Regions from separate parts of the Homo sapiens genome. Here region 2 is linked to region 1. A link is an interaction called in ENCODE POLR2A ChIA-PET data of the cell type or tissue named here. Cell type or tissue: Panc1. All regions are shown on one strand. Each heading gives the region's core, and the rest is flanking DNA. Links, peaks and the distances in the headings are about the cores only.

What was found. ChIA-PET counts read pairs that join two places held together with the same protein. Peaks named below come from ENCODE experiments on the same cell type or tissue, not always from the same donor. Only the 100,000 strongest peaks of a DNase experiment are listed, where the experiment ranks them.
Region 2: POLR2A ChIA-PET joins it to region 1 with 14 read pairs; 2 of 35 experiments call an interaction of 5 or more read pairs at or near these places.

The regions. Positions count from the first base shown.
Region 1 is chr7:140,842,321-140,858,338 of GRCh38, forward strand. BRAF (B-Raf proto-oncogene, serine/threonine kinase) reads right to left here. Exons shown (of 18, transcript NM_004333.6): 2 at 7,791-7,892. Among named protein-coding and RNA genes, the nearest start is that of BRAF, 75 kb to the right of the region's middle. In Panc1, for the core only: no CTCF peak of the experiment used is centred there; a DNase peak (open chromatin) is centred at 6,839.
Region 2 is chr7:140,733,030-140,748,170 of GRCh38, forward strand. BRAF (B-Raf proto-oncogene, serine/threonine kinase) reads right to left here. Exons shown (of 18, transcript NM_004333.6): 17 at 6,783-6,917; 18 at 1-1,741. The coding sequence ends at 1,568. Among named protein-coding and RNA genes, the nearest start is that of NDUFB2-AS1, 44 kb to the left of the region's middle. RefSeq lists silencers at 2,136-2,336, 13,806-14,006. In Panc1, for the core only: CTCF peaks have their summits at 7,743 and 7,942; no DNase peak of the experiment used is centred there.

The sequences.
Region 1 (16,018 bases), core at 3,225-11,224:
ATAGTTAAGTGTAACTCAAAGGGTAGGCTGAAGATTAAATGAACTAATATATGATTAGTACCTGATACATAGTAAATACTCAGTAAATGTCAGGAGCTGTTACTGTCTTCATCAGTCTACAGGGGACTGTAGGATTCAACCATAAATTCTGAAGTAGTTAGGACTCAGCTGTAGGGTGATTACAGAGACAGTATCCCTTCATCTCTGGGCTCCAATAAATCAAGTACAGAAAGAAGAATCTACTACTAGAAAAGCATCTAGCATTATATCTTACACATAGAAGGCATTCCAATAATTTGTTGGATAAATGAATATGGAAACACTGAGAGGAAATGAAGAAACTCTGGGGAACAACTTTTCAGAGTAAATTTATCTTTTCTTCCTTTGGATGATGGTAGAAAAAAGGGAACCAAAGATCAACTGAGAAGACAAATTTGAAATTCTTTAGAGTACTGTATCTCATATTTCACTGTAGTTATCATCAAGGGAATCAATAGAATGTTAACTGTTATCTGCCAGTAGGAGAACATCTAGAACTGAAAAGATGGCTTTTAAATAAATTAGTACGTGGGAAAAAGAAAATCAAGAGGATTTCTGATGGTGGTGTAACCAATTTCTCTGTTTTGCTACAATGAAGAGAAGAAGCAAGAATAAGTAGTTGAAGATTTATCTTCCTATAGAAACTTAAAAGGGGTTTCTGTTGAAATGTTATAGAATAAAATAATCATAGCACAACTTCTACTTGACAGCATACAAACTAATCTGAAGAAAAACTGAACACTGGAAATTTTTGACTTATTAGACTCTTACTTCAGGAAATGTAAGCATAGTCACTAGTATAGGGGTGATATGTGACCTCATTCTAGTCAATGAGATATAAAAGGAAGAGTTATAGAGGATTTTTGAGAAAGATTTTCTTCCTAGCAAGAGCTTAGTATACAAGAGAACTTCTCTGTTCTCTGCTTTCTGCTTTGAGGAGTTGTATGAGGGAAAGATCTTAAAAATCTGCTGTGGTCTTGACAGAAAAGCTAAAGGGACTATAGCGATTCAACCAAGTATCTGACAACTGACCTGTGTAGAACTAGTCTTACAATAATTTACCTCTACGCTTCTTGCTATGTGAAAGGAAATGAAAATCCCTATTTGTTCCAGAAACTTATTCTTGAAGGGTTCTGTTTCTTGCAGTTAAACGCATTTATAATTTTTATGGATTGGGATTTATTCCTTAATTTTTCTCATGTTTCCTCTAAAATTTCCCATCTCTCTGCTTTTACTCTGCTTTCTAGAACATTTATCTTCCAATATTTATTTTTCAACATTTATTTATATATATACAACACATACATATATACACATGTACATACCTATATGTCTGTATATACATATATTTTTAAAAATTTCTGGGCTGGGCACAGTGGCTCATGCCTATAATCCCAGCACTTTGGGAGGCTGAGGCGGGCGGATCACGAGGTCAGGAGATCGAGACCATCTTGGCTAACACGGTGAAACCCAGTCTCTACTAAAAATACAAAAACAAAATTAGATGGGCGTGGTGGCGGGCGCCTGTAGTCCCAGCTACTCGGGAGGCTGAGGCAGGAGAATGGCGTGAACCCGGGAGGTGGAGCTTGAAGTGAGCCGAGATCGCACCACTGCACTCCCGCCTGGGTGACAGAGCAAGACTCCATCTCAAAAAAAGAAAAATAATAATAAAAATTAAAAAATTCTAGTTATTAATCGGAATTAGTTTAGCCTGTGCAGTCTAACCCTAGCCAACAGGGGAATGACACAGCAGCAAGAGCCACATGCATATGGGATAAGAACCCCTTCCCCTCCCTTGTCCAAGTGTGCGCTCACCATTGCTCCATCTGTAAGGGCGCACCCTTCTATAGACGTAACTTGCCTTGCTGAGAATTAAAAAGAAAATTAAAAAAAAATAAAAATAAAAATAAATTTCTGGCTATTGTATTTTTAATTTCCAAGAGGTCTTTCTTGTTCTCTGTTACTTTTGCTTCTTTAGTATTGCTACAAAGCAAGACAGGACTAATAGATCTTATCTCTGATGCTAATTATAGTTATTTTTAAGTTTTATTCTGTTTTCTGCACTGTTTCTGAGTTTCTGTTGACCATTTCTGCTGCTGTCTTTCCTGTTGACAGCTTTCTTTAAATATCTGGTTATTCTTAACTGTCCACTCATATTTCAGAGTTAAGAATTCTTAAGATATCAGTATTAACCAAAGCAATCTACAGATTCAATCCAATCCCTATCAAAATCCTGATGACCTACTTGTAGAAAGAGAAACATCCTTTATAAAATTCACATGGAGGCTGAGCACAGTGGCTTGCACCTGTAATCCCACCACTTTGGGAAGCCAAGGCAGGTGGATCACTTGAGGTCAGGAGTTCGAGATTGGCCTGGTCAACATGGTGAAACTCCGTCTCCACTAAAAATACAAAAGGTAGGCATGGTGGCAGGTGCCTGTAATCCCAGCTACTCAGGAGGCTGAGGCACGAGAATCACTTGAACCTGGGAGGTGGGCTGCAGTGAGCCAAGATCACACCACTGCACTCCAGCCTGGGTGACAAAGTGAGACTCCATCTCAAAAAAAAAAAAGGAATCTCAAGGGATCCTGAATAGCCAAAACAATTTTGAAAAAGAACAAAGTTGGAGAACTCACATTTCCTGATTTCAAAACTTACTACACAAAGCTAGTGTAATCAAAACAGTATGATGACAGCATAAAGACAGACATATAGACCAATGGAATAGAAAGCCCAGAAATAAACTCTTGCATATATAGTCAAATGGTTTTCGACAAGGGTGCCAAGGCCATTCAGTCTTTTCCACAAATGATGCTGAGAAAACTGGGTATCCATATGCAAAAGAACGAAGTTGGACCCTTACCTTACATCATATAAAAATTAACTCAAAATGGATCAAAGACCCAAATGCAAGAGCATTTGGGAGAAGAATGTCATGGCATTGGATTTGGTGATGATTTCTTGGATATGATATCAAAGGCAAGAGCAACAAAAAGAAAAATAGATAATTTGGACTAAAAAACTATAAGCAGAGTAAAAAGGGAACCCACACAATGGGAAAAATATTTGCAAATTAAATATCCAATAAGAACTGATATCTAGACTATATAAAGAACTACGCTCAATAACAAGAACAAAACAAACAATCCAATTAAAAAATGGACCAAGAACTTAAATCAGACATTTCTCAAAAAAGATATACAAATGGCCAATAAGCACATAATAAAAGGCTCAACATTGTTAGTCATCAGGAAAATGCAAATCAGCACCATAATAAGGTATCACTTCACGCACATGAGGCTATGTTTTTTTTGTTTTGCCTTGTTTTGTTTTGTTTGAGACGGAGTCTTATTCTGTCCCCCAGGTTGGAGTGCAGTGGCATGATCTCGGCTCACTGCAACCTCTTCTCCTGGATTCAAGCGATTCTCCTGCCTCAGCCTCCTGAATTGCTGGGATTACAGGTGCGCACCACTACACACACCTGAAATTTTTGTATTTTTTAGTAGAGACAGGATTTCATCATGTTAGTCAGGCTGGTCTCAAACTCCTGACCTCGTGATCCGCCCACCTTAGCCTCCCAAAGTGCTGGCATTACAGGTGTGAGCCACCGCGCTCAGCCTAGGCTATGGTTTTTTTAATCAACCGAAAATAATAAGTGTTGGTAAGGATGTAAAAAATTAGAACCCCATGCGATGCCAGTAGGAATATAAAACAGGGCAGGTGCTACAGAAAAAGGTGTGGCAACTCCAGAAAAAATAATCATAAAATCACCATGTGATCCTGCAATTCTACTCCTGGTATATACCCCAAAGAAGTAAAAGGAACTCAGATACTCGTACACCCATGTTCACAGCATTATTGATAATAGCCAAAACGTAGAAGCAACCCAAGTGTCCACTGATGGATGAATGGATAATCAAAATATGGTAAATACATACAATGAATGGATTATTATTCAGCCTTAAAAAGGAAAAAAATTTTGATATATGCATTATCCTTGTTGCAACATGGATAAACCTCAAAGACATTAAGCTAAATGAAATAAGCCAGTCACAAAAGGACAAATATTATATGATTCCATTAACATGAAGTTCCTAGAGTAGTCCAATTCATAGATCATAGAGATAGAAAGTAGAATGGTGGTTGCTACGAACTAGAGAAAGAAGGAAATAGAGATTTAGTGTTTAAAGGCTAGAGAGTTTCAGTTTTGGATGATAAAATTTCTAGAAATGGATGGTGGTGAAGGATACACAAAAACATGAATGGACTTAATGCCACAGAACCATATACTTAAAAATGGTTAAAATGGTAAATTTTGTTAGGCATATTTTACCCCAATAAAAAAAAAAAGTGTAAAGGAATCTTAAATGGCAGATGAGAAACCTGCAGAACGGTGGGTCTCAGTGAGTAATCAGTAGATCTAGCTCTTCACTGATGGGCCTTTAAATATCAGTATGTACAGGTCTTTTCTCTTGGGCTGGTTAGAGTCCATTCATAGTATATAAAATGGTGATGGCCAGGCACGGTGGCTCACGCCTATAATCCTAGCACTTAGGGAGGCCGAGGCAGGTGGATGACTTCAGGTCAGGAGTTTGAGACAAGCCTGGCCAACATGGTGAAACCTGTCTCCACTAAAAATACAAAAATTAGTCGGGAGTCATAACGCACACCTGTAATCCCAGCTACTTGAGAGGCTGACGCAGGAGAATCACTTGAACCCAGGAGAGGAGGCTGCAGTGAGCTGAGATCGTGCTACTGCATGCCAGACTGGGCAACAGAGCGAGACTCCATCTCAACAAAAAATAAAAAAATAAAATGGTGATAAGTGCAATGTTCTAAAACTCATTTATATGTTCATTGTCTATATATCCATCCCCTCATTAAAATATAAGCTTAAAAAGGCGGAGATTGTTGGCCATTTTTTAAAAAATTGCTATTCCCGGCCAGGCACGGTGGCTCACGCCTGTAATCCCAGCACTGTGAGAGGCCAAGGGGGGCAGATCACCTGAGGTCAGGAGTTTGAGACCAGACTGGCCAACATGCTGAAACCCTGTCTCTACTAAAAACACAAAAATTAGCTGGGTATGGTGGTGCATGCCTGTAATCCCAGCTACTTGGGAGGCTGAGGTAGGAAAATTGCTTGAACCTGGGAGGTGGAGGTTGCAGTGAGCCAAGATCGTGCCACTGCACTCCAGCCCGGGAGACAGCAAGATTCCATCTCAGGAGGAAAAAAAAAAAGACAGACAATTGCTATTCCCCAAGGCCTAGAGCAGTACAAGATAAATCAACTATTTATAGAATTCTTAATATTTGAATCAGGAACTATGTTATTTCATAATTATAAACTCAATTAATCCTTAACTTACCCAAGATGTGATATTATTTCCACTTTACTAATGAGGTGGGGTATAAGAAGGCTGGATATCTTGAGTACAGAAACTAAGCCAGAGTTGGGATTCAAACATGGAGTCTGTATGACTCCATGGCTCATCGTAATTATTATATTATACTGCTGCCTTCAGTGTGTGTGTATGTACATGTGTATATGCATACCTTTGCATACTACATACACATAATACACACACATTGTATACCACAAGTCCCCAAGATAAGAATCTGTTTTACCACAAGCTAATAATATAACCTGTGAGTTATGGTCTGATGTATGCTGTCCTACTCAGATTTAATTTTAATAAGTAGTTCAATTTTGTGTGTCTAATTCTAAAAGAACCAACCAAAAAGACTGTATCTAATAAAAGGTCCATAAATTATGTTACTAAGAATGGCTGAAGGGAATAGAAATATTTAGCCCAAATAAGAAAAGCTGTCTGGGGGGTGAGGGTGGGGAAAGAGCGAGACAATGTCATGATAAAGGTAGAATAAGATAGAGATCAAGAACACAGATTTCTGACTTAGATATCTGCCTTCTTTCCTAACTAGCAGTGTCACCTTAGTTAAGTTACTTAACCTCTCTGTTTTTTCACTTGTAAAATGGGAATAACAAAAATATCCAGTACCTAGTATCTTGCTCAAAGTAACTATAAGAAATGAGTTAAGCAATAAAATACATTTAACACAGTACTGGGCACAGAATAAGAAGCTCTAAGGTTTGTTGTTAGTGATCAGTCTTCAAATAGTAAAAAGCCTGAAGAGTTATGTGAGGAGGGGGCAGTGAATCACTGCTATAGTGGGGACATAGCTATTGATGCAAATGAATTACATCTCAGCATGGGTTCAAAGTCTCCAAGACATAGAAATGGTTGGAAGAAAAACTGCTGGTTATATTGTCTAATTCTGATTAATAAAAAATTGCCATTCTCATTAGCAGTACTTGCTTCCTTATGACACCTTTGATCAGCCTCCTAATAATATATGTATAGAAGATAGCACAGGCTATTAGGAAGTACACTAACTAGTAATGAGAAATAAGAATTCTAGTCCTAGCTTTGATATTAACTAGGAGTGTGATCTGGGATGAGCCACATGAAGAAGAGGAGAAAGAAAACAGCATATTAGCTGTTATTTCCAAACTTCCAAGTTTACTTCAGAAATATAAACTTAACTTTCTCATAAAATCCTTAAGACTTAACTGGCCCTTCAAAAAGTAATTAAATTACTAAGTTACAAATTTAGTTCAGAAGTCTTTCAATCTGTGCTTAAAAATCTCTGGTATTTGGAGCCAAATGGCAACCTGATCATTTCTAATTTAGAGTTCTCCATCTCCTTGCCTCACTAGTGATGACAGCTGAGCCAGCTTTTATAAAGAAAGGGTGTGTAGGGTAGTAGTGAGCAGTGTGGGCTGTAGAGCCTTACCACCTAGATTCTGTAACACCTTGTTGGCTGTGGAGTCTGACTGACTACTTAAGAAAACTAATGCTAAGAAAGCTCATCTGTGATTATAACAGCACCTACTAACTCATAGGATTAATGAATATAAATTTACAATTATGCTCAAGGCTTGACACAAACCTCAAGGCATTATTAAACAGTAAAGCTAAACAATGTTGAGCTATTTAAAAATTACAAATTTTACCTATAAGGAAGCAGAAACCAATTTTGGGGAAACTCATTCTGGAAAAAATATTTTAAAAAATTACCCCATTTTCCAATATGGTAACTGGTTTGCTGAGCTCCAAAACTGTGTGCTTTCTCTTTAAAAAAAAAAAAAAAAAATTGGCTAGGCACAGTGGCTCACACCTGTAATCCTAGCACTTTGGGAGGCCAAGTGGGTGGATCACAAAGTCAGTTCGAGACCAGCCTGGCCAATATGGTGAAACCCCATCTCTACTAAAAATAGAAAAAATTAGGTGGACGTGGTAATGTGCGCCTGTAGTCCCAGCTGCTCAGGAGGCTGAGGCAGGACAATCGTCTGAAGCTGGGAGGCGGAGGTTGTAGTGAGCTGAGATTGTGTCACTGCACTCCAGCCTGGGCGACAGAGCGAGACTCCGTCTCAAAAAAAAATAAATAAATAAAATAAAAATAAAAATAAAAATTTAATTCAGAGTAATACCTTGAAATTTATATCACTTCCCCCTTAGTTCTGATGTTTTCTAAATTATAAAATACATGTTTATTTTAACAAGTGACACAAAACAAGATTAAGAAGTATAATACAGGCAAAGCTAATTCTCTCTTCCCAAATCTATTCCTAATCCCACCTCCTAAAATAATCAAGATTATCAGTACAAATGTTTTTATAAGTTCATTTTTTTTCTTTTCAAAATTACTAGATATGATACTCAAAAGCTTACCTCCAGATATATTGATGGTGGATTATGCTCCCCACCAAATTTGTCCAATAGGGCCTCTATATGTTCCTGTGTCAACTTAATCATTTGTTTGATATTCCACACCTAAAAAATATTTCAAAAGAATTTAAATAAAAATCACTTAGTATATGAATTAGAAATATTTTAACATAGACAACTACATCACAGTAACTGCCAGTGTTCCTCAAATTTTGAGCTTAGAGATCATTTAGTACAGTGGTTTTTCTCTTTTATTATGAAACATCTTTAAATTTTTTTCTACACTAGTAATACAACGTATTCTCAACTATAAAAGATTCAAAGAATACATGAATATTCAGAATAAACCATGAAATCTCTCTTCATCTTCCTCACATTCCCAGGCCCCCTTTCAAAAAGGTTAAGTTCTGTTTATGGTTTGGTGAGCAGCCTTCCATGTCTCCCTTTTACTCATGGAAAAAACATTAAGACATACATATATGAAATGTACACATATAATTAAATACTATATATAAAATACTTTTAACACTTGCTTTTTTCATGGAGTAATGTCTCAGAAGTCTCTCCACGTCAATATGCATATATTTTACTCCCTAATGGTTATATAGCATTCATTTCATAGCATTGCACTGCTTATTTCAACAGTCTCTAAACTTCAGTGGTATCCAGGGGTTAGGTGGGCATAGACAATTTTAAGAGAATTTCCAGATCCTCAAGTTTTATCTGTATGCTCCCTGATTGATCTGCTTAAGAACTGGTTCTCCTTGTCTACTTCCTCTTTTAAAATAATTATTTTCCACTTTATAAAAGAAAGGCAAAGTTCTTTTCCACCTCAAATACTACTAAGATGCACCATTCTGAGACGTATAAATTCCAAAGTACCTAACAAATAGACAATTAAATAGGGAAATTCCTTGAGAGAAAAGGGGGAAAAATTAAGAGCAGGACCATATTTTATCAATGAAACAAATTTGTGGCAAGGCTCCAAGCCTTACCCATCACCAGCCAGCCAGACTAGAATCCAGAAGTTTAGTGGTTATTAAAAGGCATATATTAGTATATCTGTTTTAAGATAAATAAGTAATCAGGTTTTTTTTCTTAATAAAAAAGAAAAACAGTCCAATTTGTCTGGTTTGATAGTGAGAACTGGCTATTAGGTTATACGGAAGATTCTGTTTCTAAGTTGAATGATCTAAATCTGCAGCTTTAAGGCTTGTCCAAAAAATGTATTTAACATAAATATAACACACAGTAGAAATTATGGCCTTTTAAACTATTCAAAGTTATAATGAAAAAATGTCAGATATCAATTTTTAAATGTACTGGGAAATAAATGAAAAAAAAGAGTTCCAAATCTCTTGATTTAATAATTTCCTTACTAAAGGACATTTAGATTATTCCATTTCCTCAACATCAAACAATACTCCAACAAATAGTTCTGAACTGCTTTTCAGAGTAAAAGTGCAAGTTTTATTTTTTGGTATCTAGGTATAGGATTCCAGGATTGAAGGATATACCTATTTTAAAATTTAATAAATATGCCAAATGGTCTTCCAAAAGAAGAAATGTATCAAGTCAAGTCCCTATCTGCAGGGTATAAGTCCACTCTTCCCCACAATCTCACCAACACCCAGCACAATCACACTTCTAAACTTTTGCCAGTCTGAAAGGGAAAAGGCAATCATGTTTTAATTTGTATTTCTTACAAAGTTGAGCACTTTTTATGCTTACTGGCCATTTGAGATTTTGGAAAATTCCCTATACTGCACTCCCTTTTATTCTATTGAGTTGTTTGTTTTTTCCATATTCATTTATAGATAGTCTTTATTCTGGATATTAATCTTTATTCTTCTACAAATGTTAAGGTCTTTCAATTGTTTTTCATGACTCTTGTCATATAAAGTCTTGCTACTCAAAGTGTGGGTCCACAGACCAGAAGCAGCAGCATCTTCTGAAAGACTGTGAGAACAGCAGAAGCTGGCCTAGCATAGTGGCTCACATCTGTAATCCCAACACTCTGGGAGGCCGAGGCAGGTGGATTGCTTGAGCCCAGGAGTTCACAACCAGCCTGGGCAACATAGCAAAACCCCATCTCCATAAAAAATACAAAAATTAGCCGGGCATGGTGGTGCATGCCTGTAGTCCCAGGTACTCAGAAGGCTGATGTGGGAGGATTACCTGAGCCCAGGAGGTTGAGGCTGCGGTGAGCCATGAGTGCACCACTACACTCCGGCCTGGGCAACATAGTGAGACTCAGTTTCTACCGCCACCCCACAACCTGCCAAAAAAAAAAAAAAACCAAAAACCAAACAAACAAACAAAACACACAGCAGAAGCTCAAGCTCCATCTCAGATCTACTGAACTTTAACAAAATGATTCATATGCATATTAAAGTCTGAGAAGCAGTGATAGAGGTTCCAAATTGTTTTTCCAGTCAGGTATTTCAATGTTTTCTTTCATGATGCCTTTGCTAATTTTTCATATCTCCAAAAAGTGTCAGATGGCTTCTTTTGTCAAGCTACACTTACTCCCTAGGTGATCTCATCCAATCTTGTATCTTTATATGCCAACTATGAACTGATGAAGCCCAAAATTTAAAATCCAACTCTACCTTTTCCTCTCAACACCAGATTCCTAACTGCCTGCTGAATATGTCTACTAGTATACCTAATAGGCATTTCAAACTTAACATGTTCAAAGACTAACTTCTGATCTCCCCCATCACCCCCACAAAACTTGTTTTTCCTAGTCTCTTTACCTCAGGAAATAAGCTCCCTTCTTTGAGTAAACCAAAAACTTCAGCATCATCCTTGACTCTTTTCTCACATCTGACAATCCATTTCAATCCATCTCCAAATCAAAATATATGTAGATATTAGTCACCTTCTCTAACTTTACCACCCTGGTCTAAGCCACCTTCATTTCTCTGTTAGTTTATTAACAAGAGTTTCTGAAATGGCCTCTCCTATTTCATGCCTAGAATGGCACAGTAGCTATTCTTCAAAAACTGTAACTGCAGGCCATGCATGGTGGCTCACGCCTGTAATCTCAGCACTTTGGGAGGCTGAGACGGGAGGATCGCAACATAGTAGGACCCTGTATCTACAAAAAAAAAAGAAAAAAAAAAAATAGCCAGACGTGGTGGTGTGTGCCTGTGGTCCCAGAGGCTGAGGTGGGAGGATTGCTTGAGCCTGGGAAGTTGAGGCTGCAATGAGCTGTGATCGCGCCACCCCAACCTAGGCAACAGAGTGAACCCCATCTCAAAAACAAAACTATAACTGCAGATCACATGTCATTCTCTTGCTCAAAACCCTCCACTGGCTTCCCCACTAAAAATCACCAAAGCCATGACCTGGCCCTCTGCTATTTGTCTAGCTTCATTTCTTATTGTTCTCCCGTCACTCATCCCATTCCAATCACATTTGGCCTAACTGAACGTGCCAAGTATACTCCCAGTGCAGGACTTGTGAATTTACTATTCCTTCTGCCTGGAATGCTCTTCCCCTAAGATTTCTATAAAGTTTGCTGTCTTACCAAGTTCATTCATCTCTTTATCCCAATGTCACCTTATCAATGAAGCATTCTCTTACCTTCTCATTTAGAAAGGCTCTATCCCTCCCATTCCTTAAAGGCACAGAATCAGCTTCTATGCCCTTTGTTAATTTTATTTGTTCCGTAGCATATGTGACCACCTTACTATATATATTTTACGTGTTCATTTTGTTATTGGTGTGTGTCTTCCCACTCCCCAACAGAATGAAGTCCAGGAGGGCATAGGTTTTTGTCTTATTTTTTCTGATTTATCCCCAGAGCCTAGAACAGTGCCTAGCATACAATAAGCAAACATATATTTGTTTAAAAAAAAATGAATACTTTATTTATTTTTAAAACAGGGTCTCCGTCTCCCAGGCTGGAGTGCAGTGGCACAATCTTGGTTTACTGCAGCTTCAGCCTCCCTGGCATCAATCCTCCCACCCCAGACTCCCAAGTAGTTGGGACTACAGGCACGCAGCAGCACACCTGGCTAATTTTTGTATTTTTAGTAGAGATGGGGTTTTGCCACATTGTCCAGGATGGATCTTTCCTTAGAGCATCCCTCTATGATGTGTTCACTGATCAACTCGGCAAAACTGTTTTCTAAGTCATAATTTGATAACATAAAGTTGATTATGTTTTCCATGTCTATTAGCTACTTTAAGATCAGAAACATTTTCTTTTTTTGTCCCCTCATGATTTATTTTGGTGTCTTAGTCATAATAGGTATGCAATTAAAGCTGAAGATTTAAGCTGGTTTCAGAATAGGGTAGGAAAGAAAACAGGTCATCCTAGTTCAGTGATTCTTTCTTAGGTCCAGTAAATTCAGGACAATATTACCCACACTCCCTTTTTTTTTTCAATGTTCCATAAAAACTCATATGCAGTTAGCATAAAGAACTATTTCTCTCAAAGGATGGGAGAGAGAAAGTGGGGGAAAATAATCAGAGATGAGAAATGAAGAGAATGAGCTGATTAGAATAAAATTTTCTTGCTGGGGTATAAAAAACGGTTAAGATTGGGCTGGGAGTGGTGGCTCACACCTGTAATCCCAGCACTTTGGGAGGATGAGGCGGGTGGATCACTTGAGGTCAGGAGTTCGAGACCAGCTGGCCAACACGGTGAAACCCCGTCTCTACTAAAAATACAAAAATTAGCCGGGCGTGGTGGCGTGTGCCTGTAATCCCAGCTACCCAGGAGGCTGAGGCAGGAGAATCACTGGAACCCAGGAGGCGGAGGTTGCAGTGAGCCGAGACTGCGCCACTGCACTCCAGCCTGGGTGACAAGAGCAAGACTTCGTCTCAAAAAAAAAGTAAAAGAAAATGATAATATTGGCTAGGTATAGTGGGGCCAGACCATAAGTGTCTGGAAGTCAGGTTTTTTATCTCCCCAAAGAAGAGTAATTTTATATCCGAAGAATAAAAAAAAGTCACAATGACCCTTGTTGGAATTTTAAAGAATGTGTTTGGGAGAGAAAGTCTTTCAGAATCTCCAGAAGAGTCAGAGAAAGAACTTTGATGACTCTTATAAAATAGAGATATATTAAAAAGTAGAATAAGATACTGAAAAGCTAACGGTAGGTACATAGTTAAAACATCTTCTTGGAAAAAAAAGAAAAACCTGTTACCACAATCCTAAAAGGGAGATGAAAAAATTAAAAACAAAACTAAAAACTTCAAGAAAGTTACTAAAAGATCTCCTCTCCTGTTTTAATCTCTTCAGTAGACCACAGCTATTACAGCCAAGCAAGCTTAGTAAATAACTGATCATTTTTAGTGACTTTACAAATGGCAAAACTCCTTCTCCAAAAAAAAGACTGAGAATTTTTTTTAAAAAATCCTAGAAGATGCCCATGTTAAAATATAAATGCAGACAAACTGCTATGGAAGGACATGAAGGGGAGCTATGGCACAAAAAAAAAACTACAGCCATTGGCTCCCCTCATCCCTTAAAGAAAATGTAATTAAAATATCAATTAGTAACAGGTGATTTTATATATATATTCATATATATACTTATATATCTTCTAAATTACTTTAAGAAGCTAGCAAAACCTAGATGTCAAAACTCAACAAAGATAACATAAAAAAAAATAGGCCACGTACAATGGCTCATTCCTGTAATCCCAGCACTTTGGGAGGCTGAGGCAGGTGGATAACCTGAGGCCAGGAGTTTGAGACCAGCCTGGCCAACAAGGCAAAACCCTTTCTCTACTAAAAGTACAAAAATTAGCTAGGTGTGGGTGCGTGCCTGTAGTCCCAGCTACTTGGGAGGCTGAGGCAGGAGAATCTCTTGAACTTGGGAGATGGAGGGTGCAGTGAGCTGAGATCACGCCACTATACTCCAGCTTGGGCAACAGAGCAAGACTATCTCTAAACAAACAAACAAACAAAACATAAAATAATCCAAACTGTGAAGAAAGGCATCAAACTCTTAAATTAATATATATGATATATAAACATATATAATAGTATATATAAATATATATATTAAAAGCAAGAATAATCATTAATTAGGAATCCAGTAACATAATACTTAATAGGTCAAAGGGGAAAACTACAGGACTAGCCTAAGAGATTCCAAGAAACAAATAATTGTTACGAAAGGTGGGGTTGGGGGAGGAACAGAGGGAGGGAAGGGAGAGACAGAAGTGGTCTTAAAATTTCAAGAAAATGGTTGAAAGAATCACAGTACTGAAAGCAAGGAGGCCAGGACCATCAACCACTTAGTTGGAAAAATTCAGAACATTCCTGAAAAACAGAAAACGAATATAATCAGTTTGACAAAGAAATCAAAGCTAATAAATTGCAGACCAAAACACAAAAGTAAATTTCTACTGAGATAACTCTGGAAGAACAGCAAGCCTAAAGACAACACATATAAAGAAGAAGCATGAGGAAACTATAAAGACATGAGTTTTGAATCATACAGTCATCAAATTAAAACCTCAGGTAACGTAAAACAGATTACTGCTGAAGAGAGAATTAAAGGACTAGAAGGTGATTCTGAGAAAATTAGCCAAAAGGCAGAGATAAATGAATGGAAAATATGAAAGACACGAAGCACAAAATGAGTTAATCTGGGAGGTAAACAGGGAATGGGGAGATATTTGAACAGAAGCTGGCCATAAATTTTCCAAAACAGGTGAAAATAAAAAAGTTCAGTTCTTAAAGTCAACCAGAAAGTAAAGACAAGTCAGACTGATGGCATACTTCTCAACATCAGTAAAAGAAGCAAGAAGATAATGAACTGACGTTAAGGTGCAAGAAGAAAATAACTGACAACCTAGAAAAAGGAAACTGAATCAAGAAGTAATATCAAAGAAAGAGTGGCATGAGAGGGCTGAATAGTGGCCCCCCACCAAGATAACTAAACATATACCAAGACCCAGAAGAACCTGTAAATGTTATCCTATGTGGCAAAAGGAACTTTGCAGATGTGATTAAGTATTGTGAAACAGGGAGATTATTCTGGATATCTGGGTAAGCCCTAAATGTAATCGACAAGCATACTTATAAGAGGGAAATAAAAGGGAATTTTACTATAGATGATTAGGTGATATAAAAACTCAGCAGAGAAAGATCTGAAGATGCTACACTGCTGACCTTGAAGATGGAGGAGGTGGCCATGAGCCAAGAAATACAAGCAGTGCAGCTCTAGGAGCTGGAAAAGGCAAGAAATCAGATTTTTCCTTATTGTCTCTAGAGAGAGCAAAGTCTTGCTGATACCTTGATTTTTGCCCAGTAAAACAAACTCATTCTGGATTTCCGACCTCCAGAAATGTAAGAGAGTACACCACATTTGTGGTGTTGTAAGTGACCAAGTTTGTTGTTATTTATTATTGCAGCCATAGAAAATGAACACAGATGGAGAATCTAGAGACTAATATACATGAAAGTAAACCTAAATAAGCATTTAGGTTTTACTAATGAGTTTATTAATAAGCATATTAGGTCTTAACAAAATAAGCATTATTAGATTACACAAAGTAACAACAACACAATGACTACATTAATGGGGGAAAGGGCCAGCATTACAGCATTTCAAACCTATCTATTATTATTCAAGAAGAGAGATCTAGGAACATCTTGTGCCAGATATCAGAACAACATCAGAGGCCAGCTTGAAGGGACTCCTACTGACCAAATTTGGAGATTTTCAGCAAAAAGAATAAGTACTGTAATTGACTATAACAGATGGTATGCAAAAACAAACAAATAAACAAAAAACCTTCAAAATTCCATAAAAATTAAAAGGGTGGGAGAGCAGTTGCTCACACTGTAGGGGATTATTACACCCTTAGAAAACTGAACTTTAAATGAAAAAAATTATGCATGTATCCCGCCTTTTTAGGAAAAATTAGTTATTCCCACTTGATATGGGGAAATGCTTCTTTACAAAAGAATGCCAGCTAATATAAAATAATTGGTTCAGGAAAGGATCAAATGATGCTAAAAATCATTAGGAGAAAAGCTGATGGAGAACAGGATACTTACATAGTGCCAAAGTATTTCGCCACAGATTAAAGATGAAGGGGAAAACATACCTTCAAGTGGCTTAGAATCATTAATAGTGGAACAACCCAACATATGCCTCTTGATGTGATACAACATGAGACATCACCCATGAAGTATACATGCAAAACATTTAAACTGAATCTAATCAAGCCTTCATACTTAACTTCTGGTTTAGAAGA
Region 2 (15,141 bases), core at 2,522-10,521, 110 kb before region 1:
TAAAAATACGTGAAATGTTCCTTTTCATTTTCTTAACTAAAGTCATGAATCAATTCTGATTCATAATGGCATTACTTATCTTAAGCTACCCAAATGAGGGGTTAAAGATTTGCCGTAATTATTATTGAGTGATTTTCCTGGATGACATCTAAGTATTCAAATAAAGAAAATGTTTCAAAAATTTATTTGTGGGTACTTAAAAACTAAATTATCATTAATTTAAAGTCTTCTCAATTTCCTTCTTTATTGACTTCAAGGAGGCATTTATGCAGATATGTGTTTACTGGAAGAACCTTGATCTATTGGCTACATTTAAAAATCATGACAAAACCAAATTGAGTAAGTGAAGATATAGTTAAGAGGCTGACAGTGAAGCAGAGATGGCCAAATCTTTGATAGGACCACGTGCTGTTGCTTTCTACTTTTGATTCCCTCTGAATCACAGTAAGAATACACTGACCACCACATTACAGTCATTTTCTACACAACAAAGTGTAAGTACTAAAGAACCCTAACAAATACTTCATACCATTGAATGAAAAAAGGAGAAGAGCATTCATTCATCATAAGTAGAATCTTGCTGGGCAAAGAATATAAGGAGGACAGAACATGAGACACAATGATAAGGTGATTGCTAAAATATGCATCATGAGAGGTAAGAATAATCTAATAACAACTTTAAAAAATCTATTACCTGGTGTTTGGCAACCAGAGGTATCTCAAAGAAAAACACACCTAAAAGTTCTCACAGAATTCTGTGAAGATTTTTTGCAGGGGAGAGATTGGGTGTGAAGGGAGCAATGCGTTTGCAACAAAATTTGACTTCTACATGAGCGAGACATCCTTAATGTATTTTAAAAAAAGCTATTTAAAAGAAACTCCAATTTATAACATTTTCCCGCTAAAAATCCGAAGTTAAGACATTTTACTCATGTCAAACGTGCCACTCCTCAGCAATATTTTTGGTCACCTGCACTCAAAATTTATAAAAAGAAACTTAGTTTATTGCTTCAAGGAAATAAAAGACATCCACATTTTCCAAATTGTTATAAAAAGAAATAGTTATAGAAAAATTATTAAGAATAATAATAGAATTATTAAATTCTACTGACTTCCTAAATTAGATCTGTTCAGTTTGCCTTATCTAACCCAGGCTAACCGACTGCCAACTTCTCACCTGCAAACACAGGCATAGGTAGGGTCTTCTTCTGGAGTCCCTAGTGGACATGTGATAGCTGGCAACAAAAGTTGCATGAGAAACTGAAGTTTACTACTTAAAATAACCAAGTGAATGATACAAACCCGGAACAGAAAGTAAAGCCTCTAGAAGAGGCTCTGCCAATTTTTAGCAATGTCTATGTATTTTAACCCTTGGATGTTAAAAATCCAATGTTAAGTATAAATTTTAGTTTGGGGAAAAATTATATCTAGTCTTTAACCACACAAGTGTTCTTTGGTTCACCTTAAAAAAAAAGAGAGTATTTTATTCAATTTAACATATAAGCAAACATATGTTCATTTATTTTCCTTTTGTTGCTACTCTCCTGAACTCTCTCACTCATTTGTTTCAGTGGACAGGAAACGCACCATATCCCCCTGCCTGGATGGGTGTTTTTGGAGAAGCACAAGCATATAGACTAAAATCCTCTGTTTGGAAACCAGCCCGATTCAAGGAGGGTTCTGATGCACTGCGGTGAATTTTTGGCAATGAGCGGGCCAGCAGCTCAATAGAGGCGAGAATCTACAAAAAAAAAAAGAAAAAAAAAAGAAAAAAAAAGAAAAAAGAAAAAAAAAGAAAGAAAGAAAAAGAAAAAACAGAAAGAAGAATGAAAATCTGGGTGGTATAAATCTTTAAGAGTCCCATCACACTTTACAAGAAAGCACCTGAAATCTTACATTGTTTTCAGCATTGTCATAAATGCTTGGGAAAATATTTGTAAATAATTGGTATTTTTTCTTAAGAAGAAACTCTCTCTGTAAATTAAATGGGGAGAGTAATTCTTAGTCAGCTTTTATTTATATTTTAGATCATTTGTTAGTCTTGAAACAGTAAATAATAGAAATTTAAAACCAATTTTATACCTTTTTGTTATAGACCACAAGTCTCTTTTGGGAAGAAGATGGAGTATAAATAAGTAAAGCACTTTATGACTATCTCTAAACAGAATTATCACAGCTACTTGCCCTTTAAAGAAACCTAGCCATGGGAAATGTTTTACATACACCTAATTGAAAGCAGAACCTCACAGACCCAGAGTGCTAGTAGCACATGAGAAGTGACAGGGGACAACCCAAGAGCAAAGATAGGAGAACTCGACAAATAGACCCCAATATATAAAATGCAGAAATTCACAATTTTAAGGCACAAAGAAACAGGTTATAATCCTTGAAGGCATACAGCATGATAATGCATGTTCATAATCATGAAACATGTTTAAAGGGCTTGGCATAATGCCTGGCCTATAATAAGCACTCAATAAAACCTTAGCAGCTATTATTATTACTTTTGTTATTGTCCTGAGATACCAATTTTTTTTTTTTTTTGAAACGGAGTCTCGCTGTTGTCAACCAGGCTGGAGTGCAGTGGCACAATCTCAGCTCACTGCAACCTCCCCCTCCTGGGTTCAAGCGATTCTCCTGCCTCAGCCTCCTGAGTAGCTGGGATTACAGGAGCGCACCACCATGCCCAGCTAAATTTTTGTATTTTTAGCAGAGACAGGGTTTCACCACGTTGGCCAGGCTGGTCTCAAACTCCTGACCTCAGGTGATCTGCCTGCCTCGGCCTCCCAAAGGGCTGGGATTACAGACATGAGCCACCATGCCTGGCTGAAAATTGTTTTTAAAAGTTAAATTTTTTTTAAAAAGTAATCTTTATGATGATTAGTATAAGACAAAGAAGTAAGCAGTTGCAAAAAATTGTAAATTCCAAGTATAACATGCAAATAAAAATTAAAATACTATAGAAATGTATAAAGAGTATAAGGCTCTCAAATCCTGCTCTCCAGGGATAACCACTGTTAGAGTCTATACTTTCTTCTGTACCTTTTTTTTTTTTTTTTGAGATGGAGTCTCACTCTATTGTCCAGGCTGGAGTGCAGTGGCGCGATCTCAGCTCACTGCAACCTCCGCCTCCCAGGTTCAAGCGATTCTCCTGCCTCAGCCTCCCGAGTAGCTGGGATCACAGGCGTGTGCCACCACGCCCGGATAATTTTGTATTTTTAGTAGAGACGGGTATCACCATTTTGCCCAGGCTGGTCTCGAACTCCTAACCTCAACTGATCCACCCACCTTGGCCTCCCAAAGTGCTGGGATTACAGGTGTGAGTCACTGCGCCTGGCCTCTTCAGTACCTTTTTTTATGTATAAAAATACATACATGAAAACAAGGCCCACCTGAACACCACTTTTTTTTTTTGGAGATGGAATTTCACTCTTGTTGCCCAGGCTGGAGTGCAATGGTGCGATCTCGGCTCACCGCAACCTCCGCCTCCTGGGTTCAAATGATTTTCCTGCCTCAGCCTCCCGAGTAGCTGGGATTACAGGCATGTGCCACCACGCCTGGCTAATTTTGTATTCTTAGTAGAGTCAGAGTTTCTCCATGTTGGTCAGGCTGGTTTCGAACTCCCAACCTCAGGTGATCCGCCTGCCTCGGCCTCCCAAAGTGCTGGGATTACAGGCGTGAGCCACCGTGCCTGGCCTCTGTTTAACCTTTTAAAGTGGTTATCAGGCTGGGCACTGGGGCTCACGCCTGTAATCCCAGCACTTTGGGAGGCTGAGGCGAGAGGATCGCTTGAGGCCAGGAGTTCAAGACCAGCCAGGGCAACATAGTGAGAATCTATCTCTACAACCACCACCACCACCACCACAAGAAATTAGCTGGGTGTGGTGATAGGCACCTGCAATCCCAGCTACTTAGGAGGCTGAGGTGAGAGGATCGCTTGAGCCCAGGAGTTTGAGGCTGCAGTGGGCTATGATCATATTACTGCACTCCAGCCTGGGCAACAGAACAGGCCCAGCCTATAAAAAAAAAAAATGAGGTATCATACTACATTTTGTTTTCTGTCTTGTTTTCTTTTTCTCTCACCAATATCCATGTCATCAATACAAAACTAACTTAATCTTAATGTCTTTTTCTTATTATAGTAAACATTCTTATATATATCTGAATACTTATGAAATAGGTTACATAGCACAGATTTTTAGAAGTATTTTGAATTTATGGATTCTACCAAGGTCTTCCAAAATGCTGCCTTCCACCAAACCTTTAAAATTTTACATAGAATGCTCCTCCTCACTTCCCAACATTGTTCCCAGTGCTGGATATTACCAACCTGAGAGGCGAAATTAAAATATATTTCACTGTTGTGTCTTTGCATTTTACTGACTGCCATGGAAATATTTACACCTTTTCCTAAGTTCATTCACCATTTGTATTTATTATGTGAATCACCTGTTCATATTCCCTTTGCCCATTTTCTATTGTTTGTTACTTATTGATTTGGAGGAGTCCTTTGTATATTATAAACATTTACTTTTTGTTATATATGCTACAATTATTCTTTTTATCTTTCAATGTTATTTTTCTATATAGAAGTTTAAAAATTTTTAATGTACTCACATCTGCTAATTTTTTCCTTCTGAATTTTGTCTATTAAGAAAGCCTTTCCTACCTCAAAACTATAAAAATGATTTCATATTTTATAAAACATATAGATCTTCAGCCATCTAAAATTTATGTGGCATATAACAGTATGGTGTGAAAAGATATCCTGTAACAAAAATTTCAAAATAACACTTTAAAGGGATAGCCTCCAATAATCTGGAAAGTTCACATATGCACTTCAGTTTTTGAAACCATGTAATTAATGAAATGTTATATTTAGAAGTATGGAGCTAAGCATTTTGCCCCTTTTAATATCATTTAAAAAGTGGGCCTAAGGATGTACTTTGCATTATTAATGTCAATAAACATTCTAAGTAAGAACCCGAGCACCATGACGTGAAAAGAGAACATGGGACAGGGTCATGCTGAAGCTGCTCAGCAGCACTTGTCTCTCACCAGGACAGTCTCAACCCAGAGGTTTCCTGACTTAGAGAAACAAATAAAAAAATAAAAAGAAAAAATAAAAACTCTTCCTCAAAGGAACAGTAACTTTGAAACCTGATAAATGAAACTTATATCTACCCAGCCAACCACTTAGCTTTCCCTTTCTTTTCTTAGGCAACACCCTGACAGACTTGTTAAAACCATCAATTTTATCTTCTTTCATTCTTTAGAGAAGAATAACATTTTTTAGATTTAAAAATAAAGGATGAGTGAATCTAATTCCTGTAACATTGACTTCTGTCTGAGTTACTCAGCTAGGACTGGGCATTCAAAGGCCTAAGAGTTCATACATGAACACTCCAGTAATTATGGTAGCAGGGTTACTATGGGAAATAGCACTTCCCACTTGAAACTGTACTGATTCATCAAGGCATATTTATCCAGTGCTATCAGGAGCTCCCTAAGTATCAGAAAACATTGCATTTATATTATAATATCTACTACAGCTAAACTCTGTAAGCTAGTTGAGGTATTTAGATATTTTTGTTTTGTTTTGTTTTAAACAGAGTCTCATTCTGTTGCCCTGGCTGGAATGCAGTGGTGTCATCTCAGCTCATTACAATCTCCACCTCCTGGGTTCAAGCGATTCTCATGTCTCAGCCTCCTGAGTGGCTGGGATTACAGGCTCCTGCCACTATGCCCAGCTAATTTTTGTATTTTTAGTAGAGACGGTTTTCACCATGTTGGCCAGGCTGGTCTCGAACTCCTGACCTCAACTGATCTGCCTGCCTTGGCCTCCCAAAGTGTTGAGATTTGTAAGCCACGACACCTGGCCTTAGTTACAGTTCTTTTTGAAATTTGTTAACTTAAGGCTTTATCCTTCCAATATGGAAAAAAAAAAAAAAAAGCAGTGAGTTATCAAGAATTAGGTAAAGGCAGGCTGAGCTGACAAATGCCTTACTGCCTTTTCCTTTTTCTGCATCAGGCAGAAATGCCCCTCAAAAAGACCCAGTATTAAAGGAAAGCTTGAATCTGTTTACCACCAAGAAGAAATAAAGCAGTGGTTCACAAAATGTGGTCCGTGGACCACCAGGGGATCCACGAGGTCAAAACTATTTTTGTAATAACAATAAGATATCATTTGCCTTTTTTACTGTCATTATTTTACAAGCGTTAAGTAGAGTTTTTAGGGGTGACATGATGTGAGATATTGCAATGTGAGTGCAAAAGCGGAGAATCCAGCTGTCTTCTTTTTGCAAAGGGATTTGCAAAAAAAGTAAAACAATACAACTCCTCACTAATTTTTTTCTCTTAGATAATAGAACTGTTTTTTTCTAAATATTATTTAACATATTGGTTTACTATGTTTAATTCATTAATATTTTAAAAAATAGTTTTAATTTCTAATAAGGAATTAAAACTTATATAAACAAAAGCTCTTTGTGGGGGGGGGGGTCTTCGATAATTTTTAAATGTGTAAAAGAGTTCAAAGACTGAGAAGTCTGAGAACTGATGGACAAATGCAAAGTCTTTCTGAATATTTTGTATTAGGACCCAAAATTTCTAGGTGTGCCACTGCTCAACCCTCATGAAGCCATCTTAATGTGTTTTCTTGTCTGGAGTCTGCACATAGAATCCAAACTCATGAAATACACACTGTGTGCCCAAAAAAGTGCTCAGAAATCTGTCTATGAATGTTAGTCTGTTCTTTTGGATAGCATGAAGCTTTTACTTACTTGGGGAAAGAGTGGTCTCTCATCTCTTTTCTTTTTGAGGCACTCTGCCATTAATCTCTTCATGGCTTTTGGACAGTTACTCCGTACCTTACTGAGATCTGGAGACAGGTATCCTCGTCCCACCATAAAAATTATCTGGAGAGAGAAAAAAAAGGGAAATAATTCAACCTTGTAGATAAGTTGAAAAATATACTTCACACTCATTGAAAACACAATAAGCTGTACATTTACAGCTTACGATGTATGTATTACACCTCAATAAAAAGTTTTAAAAAACCAATGCCACATCATAGATGGTGGGAAACCCACAAAAGGAGTGCAAGCTCAAATCTTCATGATCCTTGGACTGTGGCAAAGGTTCTCTAATTGCTCCCCTGCTTTTGGTCTCTCTTTATCCAGTCCATTTTCCCACTCACAGGGTAACCATCTAAAACAGATCTGACAGTGCCTCTTCTTTACTTTAAAAAAAAAAAAAATTTATTCAGCACTTCTTGTTGTTGGACGTTGTGTTAAGTCCTCTATATATGTGTAGGGAAAACCAAAAAGGTTAACATTTTAGCAGTCGTTTTGGCATCTGCATCTTAAGCCCTTTTATTGTGGAAACGCTAATGGGCCACTTGGTTATACAAACCAGAGCCTCCGCCAGAGGAGAGAAGGGGAAGCCATTAGGAGCTAAAATCTGTTTAACGAAATAAAAAGGCTTGTCTTCCCTGGATTCAGAGATTTATAATTTTTTCTAATTTCTTAATTTCCTAATATTTTGCCTCTTTTGAGGGCAGGCAGGGATAGATGTTAGGAGTCTTGGGACTCAGGGAGGACAGCCTGAGAGAAGGGCTTTTGGTCTTAGAGGGAATAGGTGCAACAGGGGGAGAGTAGAGGCTAAAGTGGAGAAAGCCCATAAAAGATCCCTGCTACAGGGCAGAGCTGATGAATTTTAGAAACCGCCAAGCTTGATACATTGTGTTATTTCCTGTTTGGTGCTGTAATGACCCTTGTTTAACTGCCAGGCATTAGTAAAGCTTTGATTGCAATGTGGCCTCTATGTAGTAGAGGTTAAAGGATGAACCTTGGAAAGAGTTACTGAATTGAGGGGATTACAGTTTTCTTTCACAATGCCCCCTACTGAAGCTACACCATCATAACATCATCATTTTAATGGAAGACAGCAGTCTTAGAATTTTGGGAGCAACCTGGAATAATATGTTGGAGCAACAAGTGACAAGCAACAGCCAGGAGAATGTAAAGCACTTCAAACAGGGGTCTTCAAAGTTGAGAGAAAGGATCTGGAGTTCCTATAGTCATATATTATGGACAGCAATTCAGGTATTCTTACTTGGCTATCAGTGGAAAAGGTGGCCCTGAAAGGCCAAAAAACGTTGGGACACTTGGATTCTAGATATCATCTAATACTCAAAAAAGAATTCTACAAGGTTGGTGTTGACTCTGTTTTACAGATAAGGAATCCAATGCTCAAATAAATTAAGTAACTTGCCCGAGATAATACAGTTAAGTAAGTAACAGGATTTGTAGAGAAGACTATCCCAATACAAAGCTACTTTTAACTTTTTTATTGCCGCTGCTCCTACTCTGCTTATAATGCCCTCCCTCACCCTTCTCTAGCTACCTGAAACCCAGATGATCAGGCCTAACTGAAAGGTAACCATGCTTATCATACCTTTCTTTACACACCTAGAAGTAATAATGGTCCTTCTTCCCACCACTAGCTGTGATGATCATTTACTGCCTTGTATGGTTATTAATCTTTTTGTGATATGTATCTTATCTAAGTTCTCCAATGAGACTATGGGTGCTCAGGCAGAGAGATTGTGACTCATACATACATATTTTAAAAAAATTCTTAAAGAAGCCAGGCGTGGTGACTCACGCCTGTAATCCCAGCACTTTGGGAGGCTGAGGAGGGTGGATCATGAGGTCTAGGAGTTCAAGACCAGCCTGGCCAAGATGATGAAACCCCGTCTCTACTAAAAATATAAAAATTAGCTGGGTGTGGCGGTATGTGCCTGTAGTCCCAGCTACGTGGGAGGCTGAGGCAAGGAATTGATTGAACCCAGGAGGCAGAGGTTGCAGTGAGCCAAGATCATGCCACACTATACTCCAGACTGGCCAACAGAGCGAGACTGTCTCAAAAAAAAAAAAATTCTTAAAAAATATCTATAACACCACTACCTCCAGTATTTAACATAACCTTGTGGACACAAGAGGTTTTCAATGTTTAAGTTAACTGTTCATTAAGGTGAGTGATAACTTTTTGCTAGTTGATCAGCCATGTCATAGGTCTATAGTCTTTAAATTAGAGTCAAGTATCCCTGGGGTTACAGGAAGACTTTGCCAGAGGTGTATAGACATGGTGGGGTTTTTTTTGTTTTTGTTTTTTAATTTGAGACAGTCTTGCTCTGTTGCCCAGGCTAGAGTGTAGTGGTGTGATCTCGGCTCACTGCAACCTCCCCTTCCTGGGTTCAAGAGATTCTACTGCCTCAGCCTCCCAAGTAGCTGGGATTACAGGTGCACACCACCATGCCTGGCTAATGTTTCCATTTTTTTAGTAGAGATGGGGTTTCACCATGTTGGCCAGGCTGGTCTCGAACTCCAGACCTCAAGTGATCCACCCGCCTCAGCCTCCCAAAGTGCTGGGGTTACAGGTGTGAACCACCACGCCCAGCCAACATGGTGGTTTTAAGGGAATTAATTTCTACAACTATCAACTTACTGGTATCCCCTTTGAAAAAACTGATTTGCCAGAGAACCACTCAAGTGGAAGTGTAACACTTATCTTGCTTTCCCATTTTCCCTGTTATAACTGCCCTTCTACCACTTTACAAAAGGCACACCTTTAGGACTTCATGTCTAAAACACCAAAAGCAATGGCAACAAAAGCCAAAATTGACAAATGGGATCTAACTAAACTAAAGAGCTTCTGCATAGCAAAAGAAACTACCATCAGAGTGAACAGGCAACCTACAAAATGGGAGAAAATTTTTGCAACCTACTCATCTGACAAAGGGCTAATATCCAGAATCTACAATGAACTCAAACAAATTTACAAGAAAAAAACAAACAACCCCATCAAAAAGTGGGCAAAGGACATGAACAGACACTTCTCAAAAGAAGACATTTATGCAGCCAAAAAACACATGAAAAAATGCTCACCATCACTGGCCATCAGAGAAATGCAAATCAAAACCATAACGACATATCATCTCACACCAGTTAGAATCACAATCATTAAAAAGTCAGGAAACAACAGGTGCTGGAGAGGATGTGGAGAAATAGGAACACTTTTACACTGTTGGTGGGACTGTAAACTAGTTCAACCTTTGTGGAAGTCAGTGTGGCGATTCCTCAGGGATCTAGAACTAGAAATACCATTTGACCCAGCCATCCCATTACTGGGTATATACCCAAAGGACTATAAATCATGCTGCTATAAAGACACATGCACACGTATGTTTATAGCGGCACTATTCACAATAGCAAAGACTTGGAACCAACCCAAATGTCCATCAATGATAGACTGGATTAAGAAAATGTGGCACATATACACCATGGAATACTATGCAGCCATAAAAAATGATGAGTTCATGTCCTTTGTAGGGACATGGATGAAACTGGAAATCATCATTCTTGGTAAACTATCTCAAGAACAAAAAACCAAACACCGCATATTCTCACTCATAGGTGGGAATTGAACAATGAGAACACGTGGACACAGGAAGGGGAACATCACACTCTGGGGACTGTTGTGGGGTGGGTGGAGTGGGGAGGGATAGCATTAGGAGATATACCTAATGCTAAATGATGAGTTAATGGGTGCAGCACACCAGCATGGCACATGTATACATATGTAACTAACCTGCACATTGTGTACATGTACCCTAAAACTTTAATTAAAAAAAAAAAGGCACACCTTTTACCCATATGTAACCTAACTATAGTATACATTGTCCCAGGGTGTAAAAACCTCTGGGGCAACAAAGAGACATTTCTAAATACTGGTGTCAAACTGGGCTCCAACGAATGGGTAACGAGTCTGTTGGTTTCCAATTCTTTACTTTCAAAAATATTAATTGAAATGTCAGCTGAGCTTTTAAAACATTTTTAATGACAAGTTACTATGTAAATTTTGGTACATTATAGGAATGAGCTCAGATGATTGAGTGATATATAGTATGTGGTAAAGAATTAACCTTGCCCAAAGAGAGAGCTAGCCTTTGCTCTTGGCTCCTGGGAGGTAATCACTAAGTCCTTGAAATGTCCTGCCTGATCAGAGTGTCTGTTTATCTGGGGGCCATGGGCCATGCCAGACAGACTGTGCTAACAATGTGATTTATAGAGGGCTCTGGGTCATGTGGCATCAGCTTGACCTCTGCAGGAGCTGGAAACTAAGGTCAGCCCCGCAGGTGGTTAATCATATGACTGAACCCCAATAAAAACTCTAGACTCCAAGGCTCAGGTGAGCTTCCCTGGTTGGCAATAATCCATGTGTGTTGTCACACATTGCTACTGGAAGCTCTGTCCACAACTCCATTGGGAGAGGGTGACAGGAAGCTCCAACAAGAACGCTTCTGAATTCTGTCCTATGAGTCTCTTCCCTTGTTAATTTTGATCTGTATTCTTTCATTGTAATAAACTGTAACTGTGAATGTAACAGTTGTCAGTGAGTCTTGAGCAGCTTTCAGTGAGTTTTCAGCAAGTCCTTTTAACAAACCTGAAGCTGGTCTTGGGGACTACTAAACTCTGCATGTGATTATAACAAAACTCCTGCCTTTGTCATCTTCTTATAATTTAGATAAAATTTCTCAGTATTTACCTCTTTAAAAATGAAATATGGAAAGAATCAATACTAAGTCTTAGTATCTAGTGTCCTAACAAAAAAGTTGTATTTATCCACAGATACATACATTAATTGAAGGGAAAAGAAAAGCCCCATGTCATTCATTAAGATACATATTTCCAATATAATTTTACATTCTATGTTTCCATATATCAAAACTTATATGCTACTTTCATCAGTTATATATTACTTGCAACAAAAACATAATTCAGAATTAAAAAATTAATAATCAGAGCTTGAAGTCACAATTTTGTAAAATTCTAAATTTAAATTTATATACATACTTTTATTGCAGAGATGTAACTTAGGTAATCAATAAAAGGCTTTAAAACATACAAATATGTTACATTAGGATGAAGTTCTGTGACAGAAACAATACAAATAGTTTGAAGAGAAAAAAGGAACCATGTAAAACTTCCAGAAATTAATGAAGAGCTTCAGTATTTTTTAATAGGCATAAAATCGGTATGGTTTTTAGATTTTGATGTATATATTTCAAAAAGAGGGATATATATGTATCTAATATAGTAGTCTTATTTTAAAATGTTAATAGAATATACTGGAAATTACATTCTTTGCAATTATTTAAACTTAAGATAAAAACTTTTAGATGCCAACTTAAAAAATATACAAGGAGATACATAGTTTTTCAAGAGTCTTTCAGGAGGAATGTGAGAAAAAAAATCAAAGACAACTCTCATGTTTTTATACATCCCACAGAATTTAGTTAGTGCAGAGCAGAAAGCAGGAAACTTTCAGTATCTGCTGGGGTGGGGTGCAGAGGCTGACTGATGAAGAAACAGAAAGAAGAAAAAAGGGAAGTTTTTCCTGGATGTTATTCATGGACAGAAGATTCATGTGGCACATACACAACGAAACCAATACCCCAGCTTCAAATTCTGGGACTGATTTTTCATACTTTCAATACACACTCAGTACTCCTGGTGTCTCGACCCTGTCAATTCACTCCATGGTATTACTGGAGCTCATGTCTGCTCATTTTCAGTATCACCCCCAGCACGGCCTCAACAGAACTGCACATGCCATTGAGAGCAGAGCCTGGGTTTTGTTTTATTCATTTTGAATCCTTCTATATTCCATAGTGCTTTGCATATAGTTGGTATTGAAAACATTTTCTATTAAAATAATTTGCCTACTGATAAGAGACTAGTACTTACTTCCTGTTTCTTCAGATCTTGTGCTTAGAACCTAGCAACCACGCTGTGAGAAAGACCAATGAAGAGGTCCTTGAAGACCTGCGAAGAGGTCCACAAGGAAAAGCTCATGTGGAGAATAACTGAGCTTCTAGCTTCTAGCTAGCACCAACTTGCCAGGTACATGAATGAGCCACTTCTGAGTAGATCCTTTTAACACCCCGTAAATCTACTCTAGTCAATACGGTGTGAAACAGGTAAGAATCTTCCTCACAGAGAAAAGCCCAACCTACAGATTCATATTTTAAGCTACTACATTCTGGGTGGTTTGTTATGCAGCAATTATAACTGGAATAATACACTTGAAATAACAGATATATGCTATCTATTCTTCAAAGAAGACACGGCACTTCTACTCCAAGGAACGAAAGCCATAAAGGTATAGTCAATATACTTAAGTGAGCACATTATTAATCCCAATTTACAAGAGAAAATGCACTGAAGGAGGGAAGAACAGGGTGATTAGAGAGAAAAATGTTAGAATGATAAAGAGAGTGGGGGGATGACAAAGTGATTTCCCAGACTTTAGTGCTAGGGTGAATAAAGGTAAAAAGGCACACTACTTTGCAAAGAGCTAAGAGAACTATTTTAGAAAAGAATCTGATTTTTGAAGCTGGAAGAAATTCTTAGCCGAATTCCCTTATTTTGCAGGTAATTGAAAAAAGAAAAAAGGCCAGGTGCAGTGGTTCACGCCTGTAATCCCAGCACTTTGGCAGGCTGAGGCGGGCAGATCATCAGGTTAGGAGTTTGAGCCCAGCCTGACCAACATGGTGAAACCCCTGTCTCTACCAAAAATACAAAAAAATTAGCTGGGTGTAGTGCTGCGTGCCTGTAATCCCAGCTACTCGGGAGGCTGAGGCAGAAGAATCGCTAACATGGGAGGCAGAGGTTGCAGTGAGCTGAGATCAGGCCACTGCATTCCAGCCTGGGCGACACAGCAAGACTCCGTCTTGGAAAAAAAAAAAAAGAAAAAAGAAAAAAAAAAGATACCCAGAGAGGTAGGTAGACCTAGTCTACCTACCTGAGTCCAAGGCCTGCCATTACATCACACTGCTTTACCAGCTGTGCTCTGAATTTACAGGCAAAATCTGCCACCTCAGACTATGGGTATGAGAGTCTAGGGGAATGGTATTCACATTGCATAGTAAAGAATATTCCTGGATTCTTAAACAGAAGTCTAATCTGAGAGCTATGGAGATCCAAGTATTATAGATAGCAAAAGAAAAATCAAAGGATGAATGGAGCAATACCTGGGGCAGCTTCACTGAGGATGGCCAGAGTTAACCCTTCAAAATGTGGAGTTTCATAGAAAGTACTATTTGACGTAAGTAGACTAGGGGGTAATGAAGCAGAATGGGGGTAGTTGTAAGAGGACATCATTCTTTTACCTCCTTCTTCTCCATTAAATACTTAACTTGGTTTCAGACTAGCAAATTCCAGAAGGTTCTAACTATACTATTAGAAAGAATTAACTAGTAAAGGCCTTACCCTTCTGTTGGTCACACATTCCTCTCATGGAGAGTAAGCCCTTGCCACATCATTTATTATACTCCCATGGAGGACAAAGCACCTAAAATGCCAAGAAGTGGATGAGAGAAGAACTCTGGGATGCTTTTATCTGTATTTTGGAGATAATACTTGTTTCTATATTATAATTTTATTATTGTACTAAGATAAACGTATTCACTGACAAATGAATTTCATCCAGATCTTAGGTTCATAAATTTTTATTAATTTGTAGTCTATATGATAAATCAACTGAAACTAAACTAAAAATCCATAATTCCTCCAGAAAAATATTATATACAGGAAAAGTGAACATGGTACAGGCTGTTATGCTGTATGATTGAATAAATAAGACTGTAAAAGACAGAGGACATGAAGCTTGTAAATTAGAGACCATTTTGCTACCCCAACTGCCATTGTCAAATCAATCATTTCAGTGATCTAGATCTATCACAAGTACAGTAAGTACAATGTTTCAATTATGTTCTTTAGCTGAAATTTCAGTCCATCCTGAATCTAAGTTTCCTGCAGGCTTAAAACATCAGATCCAAAGTCATGTTGTTACACACTCAAAGCTAAGACTCAACATTCTAAAGCTATGAAGTAGTTAGAAAGGCCAACACCAACTAAAATTTAGTTTTATAATGAACTGGGTAGAAATGTAGCCATTTTTAAAAACCATCAAACACAGTCAAGACCACTGTTGTGTAAGGGGCATATGGTGATTCAGTAAGTACACACACAAAGTACATGGTAACTTAAGAGATTATTTCTCCGATATCACAAT